Linked DNA regions of Mus musculus: region 2 is linked to region 1. A link is a loop called in an ENCODE intact Hi-C map of the cell type or tissue named here. Cell type or tissue: heart. All regions are shown on one strand.

Evidence for each region. A loop is a pair of places that touch in the nucleus more often than their neighbours do. Peaks named below come from ENCODE experiments on the same cell type or tissue, not always from the same donor. Only the 100,000 strongest peaks of a DNase experiment are listed, where the experiment ranks them.
Region 2: a loop joins it to region 1, with 4 times the contacts of the local background. A loop is called at or near these places in 8 of 42 quality-filtered maps.

What each region holds. Positions count from the first base shown.
Region 1 is chr5:114,637,279-114,642,278 of GRCm38, reverse strand. Trpv4 (transient receptor potential cation channel, subfamily V, member 4) reads left to right here. Exons shown (of 16, transcript NM_022017.3): 3 at 1,983-2,155. Among named protein-coding and RNA genes, the nearest start is that of Trpv4, 19 kb to the left of the region's middle. In heart, no CTCF peak of the experiment used is centred here; DNase peaks (open chromatin) are centred at 2,678 and 3,382; H3K4me3 peaks cover 651 bases; H3K27me3 peaks cover 4,512 bases.
Region 2 is chr5:114,688,983-114,693,982 of GRCm38, reverse strand. It overlaps Gltp (glycolipid transfer protein), which reads left to right and starts at 3,048. Exons shown (of 5, transcript NM_019821.2): 1 at 3,048-3,224. The coding sequence starts at 3,122. In heart, a CTCF peak has its summit at 2,962; DNase peaks (open chromatin) are centred at 2,902 and 3,692; H3K4me3 peaks cover 2,078 bases; H3K27ac peaks cover 1,648 bases; H3K27me3 peaks cover 966 bases.

The sequences.
Region 1 (5,000 bases):
AGGAAGGTGGCACCCAGACAGGACAACCACATGGTTAGGCAGCCATCCCTGGCCCAGATGTGCAAGAGTGTAACTCATCAGGACCAAGGCGGTGTAGTCAATCACTTGTGAGGGACATTGTCCAGTCACTGTTCAGATGGGGAAACTGAGGCCCCAAGCAACAGGGAGTCCTACTGTACCACCTCCCTTCCCTCCCTCAAGCCTTCCTGAGGGTGCACCCTAGCCTGCTCCCTGGAGGAATTCGAAAAAATTGGGGGGGAACCAAGGCAAAAATTGGGGTCCTAAAGATTTTCAGTGGTATCCAGTGGTATCAGGTGGGAACCAAGTTCTTTTTATATAGAGGGTCAGAGGATCAGGAAAATTGGTTGGAGGATGCTCCAGCTCTTGCTCTGTGGAGCATTCCATGGCCAGCATCCTCTTTCCCATAGTGCCTTTGGGCCCTGAGAAGAGGGATGAAGGAGACCAGGCCTCCCACTTCATGCCCTATGTAGCTGCTCTCTTCCTTTTCTTCTTCCTTCCTGGTCCTCTGCTCCCCCCCCCCATCTTCTCTCTCTCTCTCTCCTCCTTCCTCTCTCTCTCTCTCTCTCTCTCTCTCTCTGTTTCTCTCTCTCTCCCCTTTCCCCTCCCCCCCTCATTTATTAAATAAACTGTAGCTGTCTTCAGACATACTAGGAGAAGACATCAAATCCCATTACAGATGGATGTGAGCCACCATGTGGTTGCTGGGAATTGAACTCAGGACCTCTGGAAGAGTGCGCTTAACCACTGAGCCATCTCTCCAGCCCCTCTCTGCCTCTCTTATTCACATAAGTTCTGATGCATCCCATCTGTGCCAGCCTGGGCTGGATGGCAACATGGCAGAGAGAGGATCTCTGTCCTCATGGTGTCCAGGCTAGCTCTTTCTCTCTGGTGCCCAATTAATGTTTGCGGAATGACTATACAGATGTCTCTCTTTTGTCTTCCTCAGCCCTCTCTGGGTCCTGTCACGCTTCTCTGCCTTGCTCTGTGGCTCAGCACCTCTGCCTTGCACACACAGGCTTCAGACACGTGGTTCTCAGGAATGATGGTGATTTTGGCTAACATGTATTGCATGCTTGTGTGTAGTGGGCTCTGGGCTAATACCCCGCTTTTATGGCCTCTTCTGTCCTAAACATCGTTGGATGATGAAATTAATGAGGGAGCGAGCGAGTGAACCAGTTCCTTCCCCTGCCTTCTGCCAGGCTTTTTTCGCCTCAGACAGTGCTCATGAAAGGCCAGATGGTAAGCTCAGGTGGTCGAGTACCAGCCCGGCATGCTCAGGGCCCCGGCTTCGGTTCCCATCCTTGCATAAGCCAGGCATAGTGGCTTGCATTGACGTCCCATCATTCAAGAGGCCAAGGTGGGACATTCAAGATCAGTTTGGGTTGCATGTCCCTTACAAAGCCAGTCTGGGTGACACAAGACCCTGTCTCTCACACACAAAGGTGTTCAGTAAATGTTAGATGGAGGACGGGGAAGATGAATAGGCAGGTGAGAGGGATGAAGGGGGTAGGCAGCGAGTGGTGAGGTGGAAGGATGAACAGATGAGCATAAAGATGGAGGGAGGGGTGAGTGGGGGGAGGGGTGAGTGGGTGAATAGAGGGATGGATGGATGGGTGATGAGTGGGTAGATGGATGGATGGGTGGGTGAGTGGATAGATGGATGGATGGGTGGGTGGGTGGGTGGACAGATGGATGGATGGGTGGGTGGATAGGTGACTGAGTGAGTGAGTGGTTAGATGGAGGGGGGAGGTGGGTGGGCTAGAGGATGTGCAGGCTTGCATCCTTTTCCTGTTTTTCTGCCCAACACACAGTAGGCCAGCTTACCTCTTCCTGGGCAAAGCATCCCATAGTATTCTTTAGTCCCTTGGGTTTCATTTCCCCCAACCTCTGACTACCTTAGGTGAGGGAGCACAGTGCAGGCAGAGGCTAAACTCCTGGTATCCTTCTTTTTTCCCTTCTAGGAAGCAGCCACAGAGCCCCAAAGCTCCTGCACCCCAGCCACCCCCCATCCTCAAAGTCTTCAATCGGCCCATCCTCTTTGACATTGTGTCCCGGGGCTCCACTGCGGACCTAGATGGACTGCTCTCCTTCTTGTTGACCCACAAGAAGCGCCTGACTGATGAGGAGTTCCGGGGTGAGCCGCACCAGTGGGCAGGGGGAGGGGTCTGCTCTGCTTGGGTAATCCTCTTCCCCGGTTTGCGTATCTCTTTGGGCCAAACACACAGAAGATCATTGGGTAGAGTCTGGACTCCTGCATCCTTCACCACGTTACGGAATTCATTCATGCAGTAGCCAACCAAAGTTTAGCCACGGGGGCTCTAACACACTTCTACACATTGATGGTGTGGTTCCCCCAGCCCCGAAGTGCTCTAAACAGGCAGCTGGAATCCCATGTCCCCCGTGGGTAGCATGGCAGTGGGTCGGGATAGCTGGAAGGTGGCAAGGTTACGGTTGGGATTCTCAGTTGCACTTCTAGAGATCTGCCTCACCCTCACCAGCTCCCCTCCCTGGCCCGACTCCCTCAGTCGCCACCCACAACATCCCTTTGCAGGGCTCCACAAAACCTGCATCCTCCCCTGCATGTTTTTCTGGCTGGAGGCTGATTAGCTCATCTGATTTTCAGGGTTATCTGGAATCTCTGCCCCACCCCTCCCACACGCCCTCGGGGTAGTTCACAACCTCTGTCAATGGGCCATTTAGAGCCGGGCTCCAGCAGGCTCCATAACCAGAGACATTCCGCCACCTGGTGGTCAGCTGAGGAACTGCTTCCTCTTTAGCAGTGGTTCCACAGCCGAAGCCGGGACCCAGGACCCGATTCCCCTTATGCCAGATGTGATTTGGAATCACGGAAGGTGCCTGGGTGGCTCCTTTAGTGAGTTCTTACTAATTCAGCGAGATGCCACTGGGTACCGAAGAAGTACCAGACACTGGGCTGGTGTCCGGAGGGAGGTGGAGGTGAGGTGGGGCTGAAAATGAGGAATTGAGCAAGGCATATAAGATTCGGTCTTAAGTGGCTCTCGGTTATTCAGGAGGGACCGGCATTGATCTTGCGACCACGTAAACAAGCACTGAGTTACAAACGGTGAAGGGTATCTAGTCAGGGGATGTGAAACAACCCCTCACACCCCCCCACCCCACCCCCCAGTCAGAGAGTTACATTAGTGTGTGAAAAGGGACGAAGGAGTGTTTCAGGTTGGATAGCTATGAAGGGACAGTGATTACAAAGACCCCGTGGCTTTCCATGACCTCTGAGATGACTATAGCAACTGCTGTATGCAAAGTGGATGAAGGACCACAGAGGCTGGGCAAGCCAAGGGGGCGGGGCTATCTTGGGCTTGTGAGAGACAGTGCCTGGTTCAGGGTGATGGTGGCAGAGATGACAGCCAAAGGGGTACCAGAAAAATGGATAAAACAGACATGCTGCAACAGGCGTGGGGCTGGGGTGGGGTGGGGGCGCTGAAAATTCAGGATGGGACTCCAGGGAGGGGAATTGTGTTACCATGGAGAGCTGATATTGCTGGTGATACTGGTAAAATGGAGGGTTGATACCACCCCATGACAGAGATTGGGGATGCATCTGCACAGCCCCCAGGGGCTCTGCCAGCATTCAGGGCAGCCCCCACCTGGTGCCCATGGGAAGCTGTACCCACGGATTGGTTCCGTGAACAGCTGGCTGGTGTTAGCCTGGGCCAGCTGCCCAGAAGACGGGAGAAAGGCTGGGGTGGGGGTCAGGCTGGATGCTTCCGAGGCTTAAGGCTCTCCCTGTATCTGGGGAGGGGGCCTTACATTTCCTTCCACAGGATGCTAACCCCAGCATTGACATTTAAGGGGGGCTTGTTGATGCCTGGGGTCCTGTGAATCACAATATTGGTTGATTCACCGATGTCCCCTTGATTGCTGATGAGAGATAATGCCAGGACTCCAACCCTGAGGGTCAGCCGGCAAAGCTCACCCTCACCCCATGTCTGTGGCTCCCACCTTGGATCCGTCGCCCAGGCCTGGTTGGTGGTGTTGGTGGGCGCTTGCATTTTACTGATTCTTTAGAGACGGAAGCTAGTTCCTGTAGCCAAACACATCGTAGCAAGGGAAAGGAACTTAGAAAAGGGTGTTGGTGAACATTGGGGAGAGGTGACAGGCACCGGGCCCACTCAGACTTCGAAAGATGTTGGACAGGAATGGAAAATGTTTACACTTACGTGTCTATGAGACCCCCCAGACACACTGTGCCCCTCTTTATACTCAGTCCAAGCTTTAGGGAGCATTGTGGTCAGCCCTTCACTCCCCTCTAGCGACACTGGTGTAAATGCTTCACGGGACAGGCTTCTGGGTTCTCATGTGTGGACAAGTGCTACCTGACATGCGTCTTGCTTTTAGAGCTGATAAAGGCTCTCACAAGCTCAGTGGGGTAAAATACCCGCTGTGACAGCAAAAAGACCTGGGTTCAGATCCCAGCATCCACAGAAAAAGCCAGGCAAGGTGGCACATGTCGGGGATCTCCCACTCTTGAGGAGGTGGGAACAGGCAGATAACCCCTTGCACCCACCTACCCACCACGCCTACCCCCTGCCACCCAGACCCTCCCTGAGCCAGTGAGCTGCAGGTTCAGTGAGAGACTCTGTCTGGAAAGTAAAGCGGAGAGTGATGAGGCAGACATCCAGTGCTGGCCCGAGGCCTCCATGCAGACACACATAGGAAGCACAGAGGGGGGGAGAATGGCTCTGACAGGTCTGAGCCAGGCAGTGGTGGCCCACACCTTTGATCCCAGCACTCAGGAGGCAGAGGCAGGCAGAGCTGTGATTTCAAGGACAGCCTGGTCTACAGAATAAGTTCCAGGATAACCTGGGCTACATAGTGAGACTCTGTCTCAGAATAAACAACAGTAACAAAAATCAACAACAAGATGTATGGTTGACATTTTTTTTTTAATGCGCATGCATACCTGCATGCAAACATGGCTCGCAACCATGGCCCATCTCTCT
Region 2 (5,000 bases), 52 kb before region 1:
CCCAGTTCTGCACAGTGGTGATAGACCCTGAGTATGGGGCATTGGTTACTTTTTAGAAAGGAAAAAAAAACAGCATAATAGTGGATCCAAGTGGAAGGGACCTTATTCGAATGAAGTTAAGATCTGAGCCCTTTACGGTGGCACGTAGCTGTGAGCCCAGCACTCAGAAGGCAGACACAGGCAGATCTCTGTGGGTTTGAGGTCAGCCTGATCTCTACAGGGAGACCATATCACACCAACAACTTCAATATAGGACCACTGAAACCACACATGTGTCATCTGCAGGGTTACAGCGAGGGGACACAGCACGCTGCTGTTGTGTTGTGAGACACAGGACCTGTGATCTGCATGGAAAACGTCAGACAGCCCCTCTTTAGCTTAACTGTCCTTTTCAAAAGTGTTGGTCATGGGATTTCGAGAAAGACTGAGGAATGTTCCAGACTGATGGACCTAAGAGATCAGGCAACCATACTGCATGAAACCAGGACTGGGGTCCTAGACACAAAGGCGAATTGAGGCTGATCAATGCTATTAGTTTCCTGCTGGTGGGCAAACCATGGCTTTCTGGAACATCTTTGTTTGGAGAGAATGAGCATCAGAGTGTTTAGCTGATTTCAGTGGCCCGGTTTTTGTATGGGAGTTGCAATGTTTTCAAGAATTTAAGATCATGGGGTTTTGTTGTTGTTTTGTTTAGTTTTTGTTTGTTTGGTTGTTTGTTTTTTTAAAATGGTTTTAGAAGTTTTAGAAGCTGTGGCAAGATTTGCCTGGAGTTTGAAGCCAGCCTGAGTTATAGAGCCAATTCTAGGCTAGCCTTGGCTATACAGTGATGGGCATTTTCTCTCCCTCAGGGATGCAGGTCTAGGCCACATTAGACCAGGTTAAAAGCAGATAGAGGCAGGTTTAGGAGGCAACTCTCAGTGGGTTCACCCATCTCCCAGGTTAGTGAAGTCACACATCCAGGATAAAGCAAGGGGGTTTTATATCACCTAGATGAGGAGTGATGACCACCAGTTAGGAGCTCTGATGGTGATCATACATGGTCAGAAACTGAGCCCCTGGGCGGGCACTCTTGGGTAGGTTGGTGGAAATGGAGAGATGGAGAGATATTAGCCCTGAGCTTTTTCCAAGCAGGCGTGGGGCATGGGGGGACAGGGTAGAGGGGGAGTTTCATCTGGGTGGGAGGGGTTGGAGGAAGGAGGAAAGATGGGGTTTCTCAGCTTGTGTAGGGGATGTGCAGGGGTTCCAGTGTAACATACAATAATACCCGTCTCAAGAAAAATAGAACTAAACCAGGCTTGATGGCGCAGGCCTTTAACCCCAGCACTTGGGAGGCAGAGGCAGGCAGATTTCTGAGTTTGAGGCCAGCCTGGTCTACAAAGTGAGTTCCAGGACAACCAGGGCTACACAGAGAAACCCTGTCTCAAAAAAACAAAAACAAACAAACAAAAAAAACCCCAAGCAAACAAACAAAAAAGGAGTCAACTCTAGAGCAAGTGCTTTCTGATGAGTAGAGGAACGGGTGGATGGACGAACGGGTGGATGGACAAACGGGTGGATGGACGGGTGGAGGCAGAGAGGGAGGGATGGGGAGATGAAGAAAGGGAAGGATGAATGGATGGGTGAACTTTCAAGACCTGTCTCAGGACACCAAGCTACTATCTAAAAGATCCATCTTTCTTGTGTCGAGTCACATGTGGTTTCTGAGTGTCTCAGCTGGAATGGAGCAGGTTGAGCCATCAGGATTCTCTCTGAAGCCAGAGGCCCCAGTGCAGGCTGTTATCTCTCCATGGAATTAGGGAGTCTTCCCAAAGGTGGGTGGGGTTCTGGCAGAGCTGGGACACTGGGGAGGCTGTTGTAGGAAGATTGCATCTTGGGATGCCCGAGGCGGGGAGTCTGGGTGGGGTGGGAACAAGCTGAAATTGGTGGCTTGGGCACCTATCAGTAGGAGATCTAACGTGACTGGGCATGCAAGAGATAAGGACGGTCGGATCTTTCCCCGCCCGCGACTTCTTGGGGTCATGCCTGTAGTTTGGGTCAATCTTTCTGCCATCTGCCTCCTGAAAGGGTAAATTAAAATCATTTAACAAGATTTAGTATATGCTTTTCTGGCCCCTAGACATCTTCTCACTGCCCTTACTATGAACCACAACTAATTTCCTTCCTTCCTTCCTTCCTTCCTTCCTTCCTTCCTTCCTTCCTTCCTCCCTCCCTCCCTCCCTCCCTCCCTCCCTCCCTCCCTTCTTCCCTCCCTTCCTTCCTTTATTTTTTGGTTTTCGAAACAGGGTTTCTCTGTGTATCCCTGGCTGTCCTGGAACTCACTCTGTAGACCAGGCTGTCCTGGAACTCAGAAATCCACCTGCCTCTGCCTCCCGAGTGCTGGGATTAAAGGCGTGCGCCACCACTGCCCAAATTACTCCCAGCCCCTGCTCGCCCTTCCCGTGCACCGCTCACAGCTCTCCGGCTCCCTCAATTTAAGGCTTTGCTTAAGCGCCATGGTCACTCTATCCTCCGTGACCATCACAGTACGGAGCAGCAGCAGTGCAGAGTAGGATTACTGAATACTCAGTGTGGGCGGAGTACCAGGCTCTCCACTTGGAATTTGGGCTGTTATCTCTCCATGGAATTAGGGAGTGTTCCCTAAACACACTGAGCTCTGTGTTTCAGGACGCAGCAGCTAGGCTGCATTGTGGCTGAGGTGAGCCGGGGTGTAGGCTGTGGGGCGCGAACCTGGCACTTTGGAGGACCCTGGATTGGGAAACAAGGCCCCGTCAGGGTTTGAGCTGTAAACCCGGCCAGAGCATCCCAACCTGGGCGCGGCTCACCAGGTGCAAGACGCCCGCGCTTCCGCTAAGCCCCGCCTCCAGACCAATGGCGCGGCGGCTGCGGGGGCGGCGGGCTTCGATTGGTCGGAAGGGCGCGGCGGTGGGCGCCCATTGGCAGAGCCCCTGAGGGGCGGGGCCGAGTGCTCCATGGCTCCGGCCTGCGGGCGGCGCTCGGCGCTCGCTGCGAGGCGCGGGCGGAAGTGGCGACGCTGGCGTCCCGGGAGGCGGCGGGCGGCGACAGCCCGGGCGCGGACGCCCTCGGCGCGGGCTGGGGCATCACCAAGGGCCTCGACCCCGAAATGGCGCTGCTGGCCGAGCACCTGCTCAAGCCGCTGCCCGCAGACCGGCAGATCGAGACCGGGCCCTTCCTGGAGGCTGTGGCTCACCTGCCGCCCTTCTTTGGTGAGTCCCGGGCTTTGCCAGTCCTCCTCACCTGCCCAGATCCCTCTTCCTCAGATGCACCCGGGCCCTTAACTCCCTGTCATCCATTGCACCCAAACACCGCTTGCTATTGCACCGTGGGCATGCTTCATCAGCCCTCCGGCTGCGCCTAACATCTTCATCCCCGGCTTCATTTTCCGCCCCCTTCAGAATGGTTCTCAATTCTCCCCCACCCTCACTCTGAACGATAAGCCCTACCCCCCACCCCAGCCTCTTCCCATCCCAGACCAAAGAACACCCCCATCCCACCCCACCACCTCCAAGGACTTGAAGATGGAGCTGCAAAACTCAAGGGCCCTTTTTAGAGGAAGTCATGAAAAGGGTTTCCCCCATCTGGGAAAGGGGGCTGGATTGTGGGGGTGATGTCAGCTGCAGGGTGCTTAGCTCGGATCCCCACCCCCTTTCGAAAAGGAAAAAGTCCGGTCTTCCATATGTCAAGTTGAAGCACCTCCCAGGAGCGCTGGAATGAGTCCCCAAGCCACTTTCAGGCGCGTTCTCTCCCCGCCCCTCCTCCAGCCTAAGACCTTGTTGTAAAGTGGAAGGAAAACTAATGCCTCCTGCCCTGCCCTTTGCCTTGCGGTTCACAGAGGGTGCTGCTACCTGAGCCCAGCTTTCTTCTTGGTGGGGACGCTCCCAGCGCCCTACCCTGCTAGCTCACTTGGTGACTTTGCAGGATGACACCAGCTCCCGGGTACAGAGTCCAGTTGAAATACTTGGACAGAGCCTTGAAACCGCCTTAGCCTGAGGAGGTCTGGCACCCACTCAACCCCTGGTGGGGATAGGGCGTGTGTGGCCATGTAGATCTGTGTCTTGGAGTCCCTATCTGTGAAATGGCAGGTTTGGGGGTGGGGACTAAATGAGAGCCTGTGAAGGGTGGGTGTTAGCTGTGGAAAGGAACTTGTGTGAAGTTCTTGAATCTAGTTTCGGGCCCAATGCGCCAGCCTGGAGGAGCATCCCGAGAGCAGGTCTCAGGCTTTCTCAGAGGCTGAGAAAGCTCCAGCACTGCCCAGTGGGTGCTCTGTCAACCCGTGGCATGCCTAAGACCTGCTTTTTTTCGCCTGTATCTCAGCTGTAGATCAGATTGCATCTCCAGAGAGAGGGAGCTGTTGGCGTTAGCTTTGGTTTTTATGACAGCATTATGTTGTTTTTAAAAATATATTTATTTGTGTGTGTTGGCATGGGGGGGGGGACAGACAGGCGGGGGCTGGAGGACCGTTTTCGGAAGTTTGTTCTCTCCTTCCACAATATGGGTTCTGGGAACCAAACTCAGGTCATGGGGCTCCACAGTGACCTGCTGAGTCACCTCCCAGCCCCGACAACACTATGTCTTCTGTGCCCTTGGCTTTCTGAGTAGTTGCTAGTTCGAGCCAGCCTGTCCTGGGTTCGTAATCTGCTGGAGCCAGTGCTTCTCAAGGGATGGCAGTTTTGTTCCTTAGAGGGGGTGGGGGGGCAGTATCTGCTTGTCTGTGGAGATGGTTTTGTTCTTTGTCGTTGAGGGGTGGAGCAGAATGCTACAGAGCACCCTCTGGGTACAATGCCCCTCAATACATAAGCCACAAAAGGGTGCTGCAACCCATCAGCAGCTCCACAGTGGTGGTGGCATGACTTCCCTGTCCCTCACCAACGTGGCATGGCTGCACTTGGGGGCACCCCTAGTGCCTAAATGTCCGGCTGGTTTGGGAAGAGATGGAAGGAGGCAGCTGAAGCTAAGGCAGACGAGTCACCCTCGCTCGCTCC